Regions from separate parts of the Homo sapiens genome. Here region 1 is linked to region 2. A link is a loop called in an ENCODE intact Hi-C map of the cell type or tissue named here. Cell type or tissue: chondrocyte. All regions are shown on one strand. Each heading gives the region's core, and the rest is flanking DNA. Links, peaks and the distances in the headings are about the cores only.

The links. Peaks named below come from ENCODE experiments on the same cell type or tissue, not always from the same donor. Only the 100,000 strongest peaks of a DNase experiment are listed, where the experiment ranks them.
Region 1: it touches region 2 in a loop (2.1-fold over the local background); 16 of 110 quality-filtered maps call a loop at or near these places.

What each region holds. Positions count from the first base shown.
Region 1 is chr1:180,633,026-180,638,405 of GRCh38, reverse strand. The region is part of intron 1 of XPR1 (xenotropic and polytropic retrovirus receptor 1); the gene reads right to left. Among named protein-coding and RNA genes, the nearest start is that of XPR1, 3.7 kb to the right of the region's middle. In chondrocyte, for the core only: CTCF peaks have their summits at 1,898 and 2,101; no DNase peak of the experiment used is centred there.
Region 2 is chr1:181,140,367-181,145,746 of GRCh38, reverse strand. No RefSeq gene overlaps it. Among named protein-coding and RNA genes, the nearest start is that of LINC01732, 31 kb to the left of the region's middle. RefSeq lists enhancers at 3,624-4,124, 4,136-4,215, 4,125-4,625 and a cis regulatory region at 3,771-4,320. In chondrocyte, for the core only: a CTCF peak has its summit at 3,095 (motif pointing right); a DNase peak (open chromatin) is centred at 3,127.

The DNA.
Region 1 (5,380 bases), core at 133-5,132, 510 kb after region 2:
CACAAACCAGCTGTGGTTAATCTGTACAAGTTGGGCAAAGTCTTCCAAACTTTTATTATGTCAAATCCCTATTTAAAAAAAGTTTTATTATGTATCTCCAATATATGCATATTTATTTATTAATTATACCCATCTGTATCTGTGTACAATGTAAAACAAAATTGTTTAAAATAGAAGTTTTAAAAAGATGACACAAGGATGAAATAATTTCTACCTTTCATTTATGAACAGTACAAAAATATTTTTGATCTAAGAAATTATCAATAACAATGCTTTGAGAGAACATAACTGAAAAGTTTCATTTTTTTAATCTTCATTAAAAAAACAAAAAAGTTTTTTAAATAAATAAAACCTTCATTTAACATTTTATGATACAGTGTTTCAAAGGTCCAGTTCAAAGTTCAGGATTCATTTGATTTTGAAACTTAATTAATGGCTATAAACTGAAAAAACAGACCTTACAAAGGCAGAATACTCATAATATATACACTTACAGTCAAGTTCATTGTGACTGACAGTAGATGTAAAACCTTACTTCAAAGAGTTAGCTTAGGCCAGGAGTGGTGGCTCATGCCTGTAATCCCAGCACTTTGGGAGGCTGAGGCAGGCGGATCACGTGAGAACAGTAGTTCGAGACCAGCCTGGCCAACATGGTGAAGCCCTGTCTCTACTAAAAATACAAAAATTAGCTGGATGTAGTTGCGCGCGCCTGTAATGCCAGCTACTTGGGAAGCTGAGGCACAAGAATGGCTTGAACCTGGGAGACGGAGGTTGTAGTGAGCTGAGATCAGGCCACTGCACTCCAGCCTGGGTGACAGAGCAAGACTCCGTCTCAGGAAAAAGAAAAAAGAATTAGCTTAATAATTTTTAAATTTTTGGCGAACTTCTTGTCAAGTCTACTAAAGTGTTATTGTTTTTATCTGTAATTTGGCTGCCAAAAAGCTAGTACTAGAAGGAGAAACCTCAGCTCTGTTGTCATTTTCTTGTTGTTCACTTGTGCTTGCATTATTGGTATTACTGTTATGGAATCTTTACAGGAGTCTTTTTAAGACATGTCTATTTCCTAGCGGTTGATTTGGCTAAAACTAGATAATAATTTATAGATTCATTTAATTATGCACCCATAACTGGATTAATGATTATCTGCCAAAGCGAACAAACAAGTGAAAAAGCCACTGGCAATCCTTCTGTTTTCTTCAGTATACCTGTGCATGACCTCCTTAGCAGGGGTACTGCATCAATCCATTTATTAAATACTAGTAAAATTGTATTTCTTCCTTTTCTTATGCATAAAAATAAGTAAAATTAACAGTTCTGTCTTCCCTTACTTTTCCTTTTTTTTTTTTTTTTTTTTTGAGATGAAGTCTTACTCTGTTGCCAGGCTGGAGTGCAGTGGCACAATCTCAGCTCACTGCAACCTCCGCCTCCCCGGTTCAATCGATTCTCCTGCCTCAGTCTCCCGCGTAGGTGGGACTACAGGCATGCACCACCACACTCAGCTAATTTTTGTATTTTTAGTAGAGATGGGGTTTCACCATGTTGGCCAGAATGGTCTCAATCTCTTGACCTCAAGTGATCCGCCTGCCTCGGCCTCCCAAAGTGCTGGGATTACAGGCGTGAGCCACCGTGTCCAGCCCCCTTACTTTTCTAATACTGTCTTCTCTTTACTCCATGGGAGTTTTGGGCACACTCCTTTGGGGCCTACAACTCAAATATACCTGAAATCCTTACCCAGCACAACTCAATCATTCTCTTAAATGCTTCCCAGATTAGGACTGAATTTGAAGCTAGGACTAAGTTTCCATGGTCACCCCAGGTCAAATAAGATTCTTAGGTTCTTATGATCTGGGCCTTCACCCAAAAGCTGATCCAAAACCAACCTTCAGGATAAACGGACAAGTATAATCTTTCCAGCATACTCACGCTGACACACTTAAAGATGATAAAGAATAGTTATAGCTTCCTGTCTTTACAACATTCATTCACTCACTTAAGAAACATTTGTAAATGCCAACCATCTCATTGACGCAATCATTTACAAGTGTTATCTTAAACACACTATACTATACTTTGATTTACAAAAGTGTCTGAAAGAAAAAGTGTGGTTTGTGCCCCATCGGGTGGCCAAACTGGATATTTCAAACAAGTTGCAGCAACTCAAGTTAAACCTACCTAATCAACATAATACCTTTGGGAAACTGAAGCCTGTAACACAAGTGTTCCCATGGGAGAGTTCTATAAATGAAAATCGTTAATAATGTTATGGTAATGTCTCCTTATACCTGAATATAATGGAAGTGTAGTTCATGCAGAACCTCTCCTTTCCAAAATCCTGCAATAAAAAATTAATTCATCGTCATCCCTTTTTAAGTTAAATAAGAGAGTTTCACTGGGTTAACATCTTATTCACAGATCAAAATATCAAAAATTTTTGAAAGGATATTATTAATTTTAAAGGATGCTATTAATACTCCTGTTAAGTTCTGTCCTCTTCATATACCAAACATAATAAAACCATTTAAAAACACAGAATTTTAGAGCTGGATGAGTCCTTAAATAATACGGGGGTTGTGAGCTTAGAAATCAAGTCCAATTCTCTAACATTAAAGAAACTCAGATGTTTCTTAGCTAAAAGAAGAAATGGTTTCATCAGGATCACACAGTGTGACCGGACTCTCAATGCTTACACATGCTCAAGAGACATATACACATATTCCTAAACAAGTGGCTTAACCCCTCTGGACCTTAGTTTCCTTGCCTGGAAAAACAAGGTAGATAATCTTTAAATTCCCTTTTAGCTCTAAAATCCTGTAATTTAGAAACCTTGTTATTTTATTACAAAACAAAGGATACACTGAAAAAAATCATTCCTGGGTCCTGAGAAACCAAAGAAACACAAGGCCCTAGGGAAAGTCAGCAGCCTAAGGCACCAAATATATTTGCTTCTTCTGCTAATATTCTGCAAAATATTAACATGGTCATATTAGTCTATTTGGTTGAAACCAGTCTCAGTTAATTTTGATTAATCAATTGCAGAGCTTTAAAATATATAGTCACTAATTCTAAATTTTAAAAAAGCTCTTACAAAGATTTACCGGTGTTCTATTTTACATGTCAAAATTTATACTCAAACAGATTACTGGAAACAGGAATAGTCTCGGCTTGTTTGTGTTTATTCTTTGCACAAACTACTTACAAATGGATTGAAGAGATTTTCTTTATATGGCTTCTCCATGTTGGTCTGTTATTTTATGCTTTATTATTCTGCCTATGAAGACTGAATCTATGAACACCACAACTTATTTTTAAATTAAAAAACATAATAATTTTCAGGATATTGATGGGTTATTATCATTAATAATTTTATCAGTTCAAGGAATAAAAGCCATTAAAAGTTAAATCAAAAACATGACCTATAATGGACCTTGAAAAGCTCTGGCCCTATATACTTACTTTATGGAAGAAGAGCGAGCCCGGGAAAGGCAAAAAAGATTGTCCCCAGGTCTCATGGCTAACACATACAAAAACTAGTATTTACTGTGCTACAATATATACATATTATATATAATTAAATATAATTACAGATGTAAAACAAAATTTTCAGATTCTAATTCTCTGCTTATTTCAAGTAATATTTAATATAGCAAAATGACACAAAAACCAAAGAAGCTGAACAGTTCACATTGATTCACGATACTAGAAAGCACCCTAGGCTAGAAACCAAGGGTAAAATACAAAAATTTCACCACCAGTGCTTGAAAAACAAATCCCAGCATCTGTTCTACTGATAGCATTTTAAGAGCATCATCTTCATATGAGAAACTACAATTTAATTCATTATGAAAAGGTCCTTTTCTCTAGAGAATTTTTATGGATGTCCTTTTTCCCCAAAGTTTTAAACTGCTAAAATTCCTGGACTCTAAAGACTCTTATTTACATCTCTCTATTACTTTTAAAGGAATAGCACCAACTCTTCAGAAACAACACACAAAACAAGATTCCAACCCTATAAAATATTGGTTGATTCCAACTTACAAAGAAAAGTGCGCCTCATTTAATTTTGTCTACCAAACAATGAGTTTATCTAGGACAGGAGCCATATAGTAGGAACTCTCCGCAGAATCAAATTTCAATTATCCACAATAAACGAATTTTTCAAAACATAATTTATAACTGCCCTGAGAAAGATAATGCAGACACAACATAATCTCAGGAATTTTGCCCCTCTGTGACCAACCTACAGTAAACATTTAGGAACAGTATCCAAGTGGACTATGTGAATGAGGAGTCCCAGAATCAATGTGGTTCTCCAGCCACAAAACTGACATTACAAATTAAGAGGGTTGCATTTTCAAACTAAATCGTATGCTTCTCCTTCCAGCCCCAGATATTGCAAATTAATACAATTCCATGAAATAGTTAAGTGTCGAAATACCTAAAATGAATCATGGCATACATCCAGCCACTATTACTTCTGCCCAAAGCATTCCATGCTACATAACAAATATAAGATGTGCTTCAGCATGCTCCTATCCTGTGCCTCTGTGAAGAACTGGCAGTGGTGCTGAAAATTACTACTAGAAAGATGAAAGACCAATACCCTTCTTTCAATAAAAACCATCACTTGGATTCTAGCCAAGGTTTTAAAACTAAATGTTATTAGAAACAATAAATCAACTCTGCAGGCTGAAATGTTAGTCCCTTATTTCACTCATTCTTACAAAACATGGCCACAAAATACTGTAAGAAATTGAGTGACAATAAAGCATTAATAATTATAGGCCTTTCATTTCTAGCAATAATGAAATACTCTAGGTTGCAAGTGAATTTATTTCACAATATTCAAGATTCCGTTTAACCTACCTGCATCTCTTTCCCTGTCTTCTTCAATTATTACAATGGCTATATGAATAAATACACTCACTGCTATTGCCCAAACCTCCTATCACTAAACTTATATAAAAATTAAATGGAGAACTAAAATAGTTTAATTCATAAAATCTAGCTAAGTTATGTGTGTTCATATTGATTTTATATTCTTTGTTCCTGCACACAAAACAGATGTGAATTCCTGGAGGTTACAGATAAGTCTGTCTTTCTCTATCCAGGAGCTGAATTGCCAGCTACTGAGAATAACCTATTGCAATGCTTAAAGCCTCTTAGGTATCTTGTCTTCTGAACATATAAATGGGTTCATTATCTTTATTTTTCCCTTTATTAATGTAAGGTTCCTTATTATCTATTAAATACCTTCCAGCAGTGTTAGCACAGAAATTGGGAGGGAATGGGGAGCATGATTTCTGTAATACACAGGTAAGGTATATTGTTTACAATATACTAATTTTCTCCCCAGCTAGCAAAAACTTAGCAGAAAATAAAA
Region 2 (5,380 bases), core at 268-5,267:
TTGTGGTTGATTCTGGCAGGAGACATCAATGGAGGCTAAGATTGGGAGATGCAAGTTTGATAAAGAACAGGATTACCTCCCCACAAAATGCCATCAATTTAAAGGGGGTAAATGGGGTCTTTATAGGAGAGAAACCTGGCAGACAAACGTTGGTACGTGACTGGTGATCAAAATAAACAGTTCCAGTTGTGGAATGGATTGACATCCTATGTCTCCTCCTTCCACCCCATGCAATTTGCTGAAATGAGAATAGCATCATTTCTGTGGTGTTCTTATCAAGGGAGCATGACCCAAGTCTGGACACCAGGACATTAGACAGACCCAGGGACGTCCTGCAGAATGAAAGGTTTGTACTCTTTAAAACAGTCGATGACATGAAAGACAGGGAAAGACTAAGAAACTGTTTCAAATTGGAGAAAACTAAAGAGGCACAAGAACCATGCAACTTGTATTCCTGGATATGATCTTGGACTAGAAAGGAAAAAGAGACATTGTTGGGACAGCTTGAAAATTTTGAATGGGGTCTGTGGATTGGATGGCAGATGTGTCCAAGTGCAAGCCCTGACTTGAAAGGTTCTATGGTGGCTATGTAGGAGATTATATAGTCCTAGTTCTGTAATAAATGATTTAACATGGCCAGGTGTGGTGGCTCATGCCTCTAATCCCAGCACTTTGGGAGGCCAAAGCAGGCAGATCACTTGAGGTCAGGAGTTCAAGACCAGCTTGGCCAACATGGTGAAATCCCCGTCTCTACTAAAAATACAAAAATGGCCCTGGCATCGTGGCGGGTGCCTGTAATCCCAGCCACTCAGGAGGCTGAGACAGGAGAATCGCTTGAACCCAGAAGGCAGAGGTTGCAGTGAGCCAAAATTGCGCCACTGCACTCCAGCCTGGGCAACAGAGTGAGACTCTATCTCAAATAAATAAATAAATACATAAATGATTTAACAGTTTGCCAAGGACCAAGGGAACAGCTTCCTCACTTCACGCAACAGAACATATAAAGATACATTTGAAACATCTTCATCCTTTGTTTATTTTCTAATATAATATGCTGAACTCCATCTAACATCATGGCATGGCCCCAACATCCTCTTTGGCCATTTGTCTTTCAGTCTATCGCTAAGAATTTATCTTCTTCCTGACCTGCTACTTCCTGGTTTTCTAACTTCAGGAGCTTTTTGTTCATTGAGGGTGCAAGCTTTTATTCTGCCTTGAAGCACTCTCCCCATTAGCTAGGAGATTTTTTGACAAGAAAGGTGTATCTAAGCCCATTTTCTGTAAAATCTGTCATTGCCTAAGTGGTACCCTGCTGCTTGAGTCCTCATTCGTCTCCATGGCAATGTTCTGAAACTAGTCTGCTTGTGTAAGTTCAAGGCCCATCAAATTATTTACCCTAACAGAGTCTTTGTATCCCACCAATGCACACACAGACACATTCAGTGCATCATAGCAGCAACCTTCAAAAACGTAGCCACAGTTTGGTTTATATTCATTTCAGAAACAACCTCATCTTTTGAACTGGATAGTCCACTCATCAGCTGAGCTTCGTTTACTCATCCATTCATTCATGTGTGTGGGCTTAGTGAGGGGTGACATAAAAACTTACCTCTTCCTTGGGGGCTGGAGTAGGAATCAGGGATGGCTTCATGGAGGAGTAGTTAGCTGACCACTGAAGGAGAAGGGCTTTCCTGACAAAAACAAAGCACAAAAGCATGGAGCTATGAATGAGATGACCAGGCTGGGGAATGGGGTGAAGGAGGGTGGTAATGAGAGGTACAGAGGAGAGGCAAGAGAGAAGGATGGGAACACTCTCCTAAGTATAAAATACTGAGGAATTGGCACTTTTCTTTAAGGCACTGAGGAAGATTTTAGGAGGAAATGCAGCATCCTCCGATTCATGTTTTCAAAAGCTCTCATTTGCTGCTGCACTGAGGTTTGATTAAAGGGTAAAGTCTCAGGGGCAGAAACACACTGACGAGGGCCTGAGCACACCACAGAGTGAGGGTGCACGGTGGAGATTCAGGCACCACTTCAGAGGCAGGCTGGGGAGGACCCAGTGACCATCAGATGGAGGAGAGAGGGACACTGCAGGGATTTCTGAGCCTGTTTAATGTCCAAGAAGGGAGAGTGTGGGAGAGAAGATAAAGAGTTTCATTTGGTACAGTTTGAGGAGTCTCTGAGACATTTAGTAATAAAATTAGATTTTGGCACACCCCCTGTCCTCCAATTTCCCCACACCCTTCATTCTCTATCACAGGGATGAAGCAACCTGATGAGCTAATCTCCACTGAGGTTGAATTAAGATTTAAAGGTTTAACCTGTGACTCCCCCACAGGAATTGCATTTTCATTTAACAGGAGTACCACTTAGCCAATCTTAATCAAAGGAAGGACTCTCTTTTAGCAAAATTCCAGGCAATGTGATGAGCAAGTTGGGGAGATGTTTTCAGGCAGGGAGATCTGCCAAACACCCCTCATATCACATGACAGAGGCTACAGCTACAAACTGTCTTAGTGAAGAGAATTCCCTGTTGAAGTTTCCCCTTCATTCCAAAAAACCCAGTTCATCCCATAAACAAAGGGATCTTCCTCCAGGCAGGACGATGATCTCTTATGGTGGGGTGGCGGGACAGCAGATGTCACAGAGGCCTGGGGTCACTGAGTTCAAGTCCTGGGTCTGCCATTTATTGCTGTATAATCTTGGGCAGTTATTTAATTTTTCTCTAAGACTCGACTTCACCATCCATTAAACAGGAGTTCAGAGCATTTGCCTCTGAGGCTGTTGTGAGCCCAGATTTAAATCACATGGTCACTGTAAACACTAGTTCCTTCTCCTCCCACCCCCAACCCTCACCTCCCCAACTTATTACTTCAGACTTGAAACACCATCAGTCATTCTCACTGCCTCCACCATTTATCTCAGTGTCTTTCAACACCCAATTCACTTAGAGAAGCCTAATTTTCTTCCTGTTCATGCGCTATTAGCTGCTCTGACAACTCTAGGTGATGAAAACCCATTTGTGTGGGACAGGCTGAGCCTCCACACCCAGCGGAGCGGGCTGTGTCTGCGAGCCGCCTGCAGGGGGCAGCATCGGGCAGCGTAAGGCAACGCCAGGGCTCCCTTGTAAAACGCTGGGGTCGGTCTGGGGAGGGCCGCAGAGAAGGCGTTTCAATTCAGACTCCAGCTGACAAAGGATCCATTTTACTCCATGCGGGTCTGACGCAGTCTGTCAGAGAGTCAGGTCTTTGGTAAACAAGAGTGCAGGGAGTGGCTATCCAAAAGCAACCCCGACCCGCGCAAGTCCAGCAGCGTTTTTCCCAAACCCACACCGGGACTAGGTTACCTTTTAATAAGCACGGGTGAGAGAAGCAGAAGACATCTCCTTATGAACTCACGGGGCCCTTGTTGCGGATGCGCCTTTCACCCCCAGTGAAGTAGTGGGAGAGAGCCCTTGACAAGGACAAGAAGGGGAGCTTAACCTCCCCCTCCCCATAAGCATTTTTAGATTTTCCCACACACTCAGCCCCTTCGAGGAGTCCTGGAGAAAACAAAAGAAACAGACACAGATGCTGATTCTAAAGAAGCTATTAATATTGTTGAAAAGACATGCAGATGTGAAGCTGGGATGCAAGGGTACACATGATCATGCTCTGTTTCTGAGAAAGCCTGGTGGCTCCGTGTCCCCAAAGCCCCAGGATGCACAGGCCAACCTGGGATGAATTTCTATGATTTGTGAATTTGTTGACGTGGAAAAACAAAGGGGCAGAACGTTTAAAATCAATCAAGCCTGCCCTGGAAGTCCAGAATATGGGATCGCCGAAGGGACAGATGATCAGAGCTGTAGGAATTTGAGGAAGGGAGCTATTGATGAATGTGGTGTTAAGTGGCCTGGACAAGCCAGTGGACTTGGTCATTCCTGAGAGCCTCGGGCCTCTGTGCCAATGAGAGACACTCATCACCCACTCTCCTATTGACTTTGGCTGGGGAGGGGAACTGCTATGTCACCATGACATCATCACCTTCCAGGAATCATCGAGTCAGCCTCAGCCCTCGAGGCCCCGGAAGTGGAGGCCCCAAGGCAGGACCCACTCACTTCCTCCTAGCCAAAGGCCAGGGGAGAAGGGGCTGCTCCCCACAGAGCTTTGGGCCTGTTTTTCACCACCCTCTCCCAGTACTCAAGGCAGCCAGGACCTGACCCAGGGTAGGTCAGCTTTGCAAAGAGACAGACATCAGCATGGTGCCAGCTGCACCACGCCCACCCACACTCTCACACTGTGGGAGAGAGGCCCCCAGTGGAGAATGGCAGTGGCTGAGAGTTGAAATGCAAGCATCCCTGGTAGAGGTCGGGCTTGTAGCTTTACCAGTCCTTCATACCTCCTTATGTACATGAGCTTCTAAGGGAAAAAATGTGATGGAGGAAGGAATTAGGAATGAAGTAAGAGGGAGTGGGGGCTGGCAGGAACAAGTGCAGAAAGCCGAGGTGGGGAGGGCTAAAAGGAAACCTGTGCCCACTTCATAGCTGAAGGTCACTGCAGATCTGGTGTCACCTGCAGATAGTCATGGGGGGAGGCAGATCGGTCCAGGCCCATTCCTTTCCGGAAAGACAGTGAGCACCACACAGCTCAACTCATCCCATGGCCAGAAGCCCAGGTACAGCACCAGAGGGTATCCACCTGTGGCCCTCAGGGGGTGACTTCCTCTTGCCCTTTCCTCCAGCATAGTCACAGGTGCCTCCCCCATCTTCCCCATATCAGAACTTTCCCTTCTCTGCTAAGAGGATTCAAACCAGTATCTGTCCACACCACATCAGCATCTGTTTCATCTTTTCATTAAACTCAGTGTTCCATTGCTCTGTAAGCTGGTCTTAGGAAAAAGAAAATTAACCAGTAGGCAATAATACGATTTTCTAGCATGGCAAACATCCTATACTCCTCCTACCCCCACTAACACACACACACACATACACACACACACGTGTGCACACACACAATTGGCCATGTTTACTACATTGATTCACTTAATGCCAACAACACCCTGCCAGGTAAATATCTCCATCTTCCAGCTGAGAACACTGCAATTCAGAAAGGGAAAGGAAGTTCTCCAGGGCACACAACTAGTGAGTGACAAAGCCAGTCTCAGAAGCCAGGTCCGTCTGTCTCCAAGGAGCTGGGATCTTTGCATTTGGGTACTCTGACTCAAAATAGGAGCCTCCTCTGCCTCTGAGTCAGAAACTTTAAAATTAGAATTTCATTCAGCGATTCACAAAATCTTAAGGTTGGAAGAAATGTTGAAGGTTGTCCAGGTCCATGACCCGGCAGACATCTGCCTCTCCTGCATAGCAGTGTTCTGGCTTCTGCTTGGATGCTCCATATCCAGG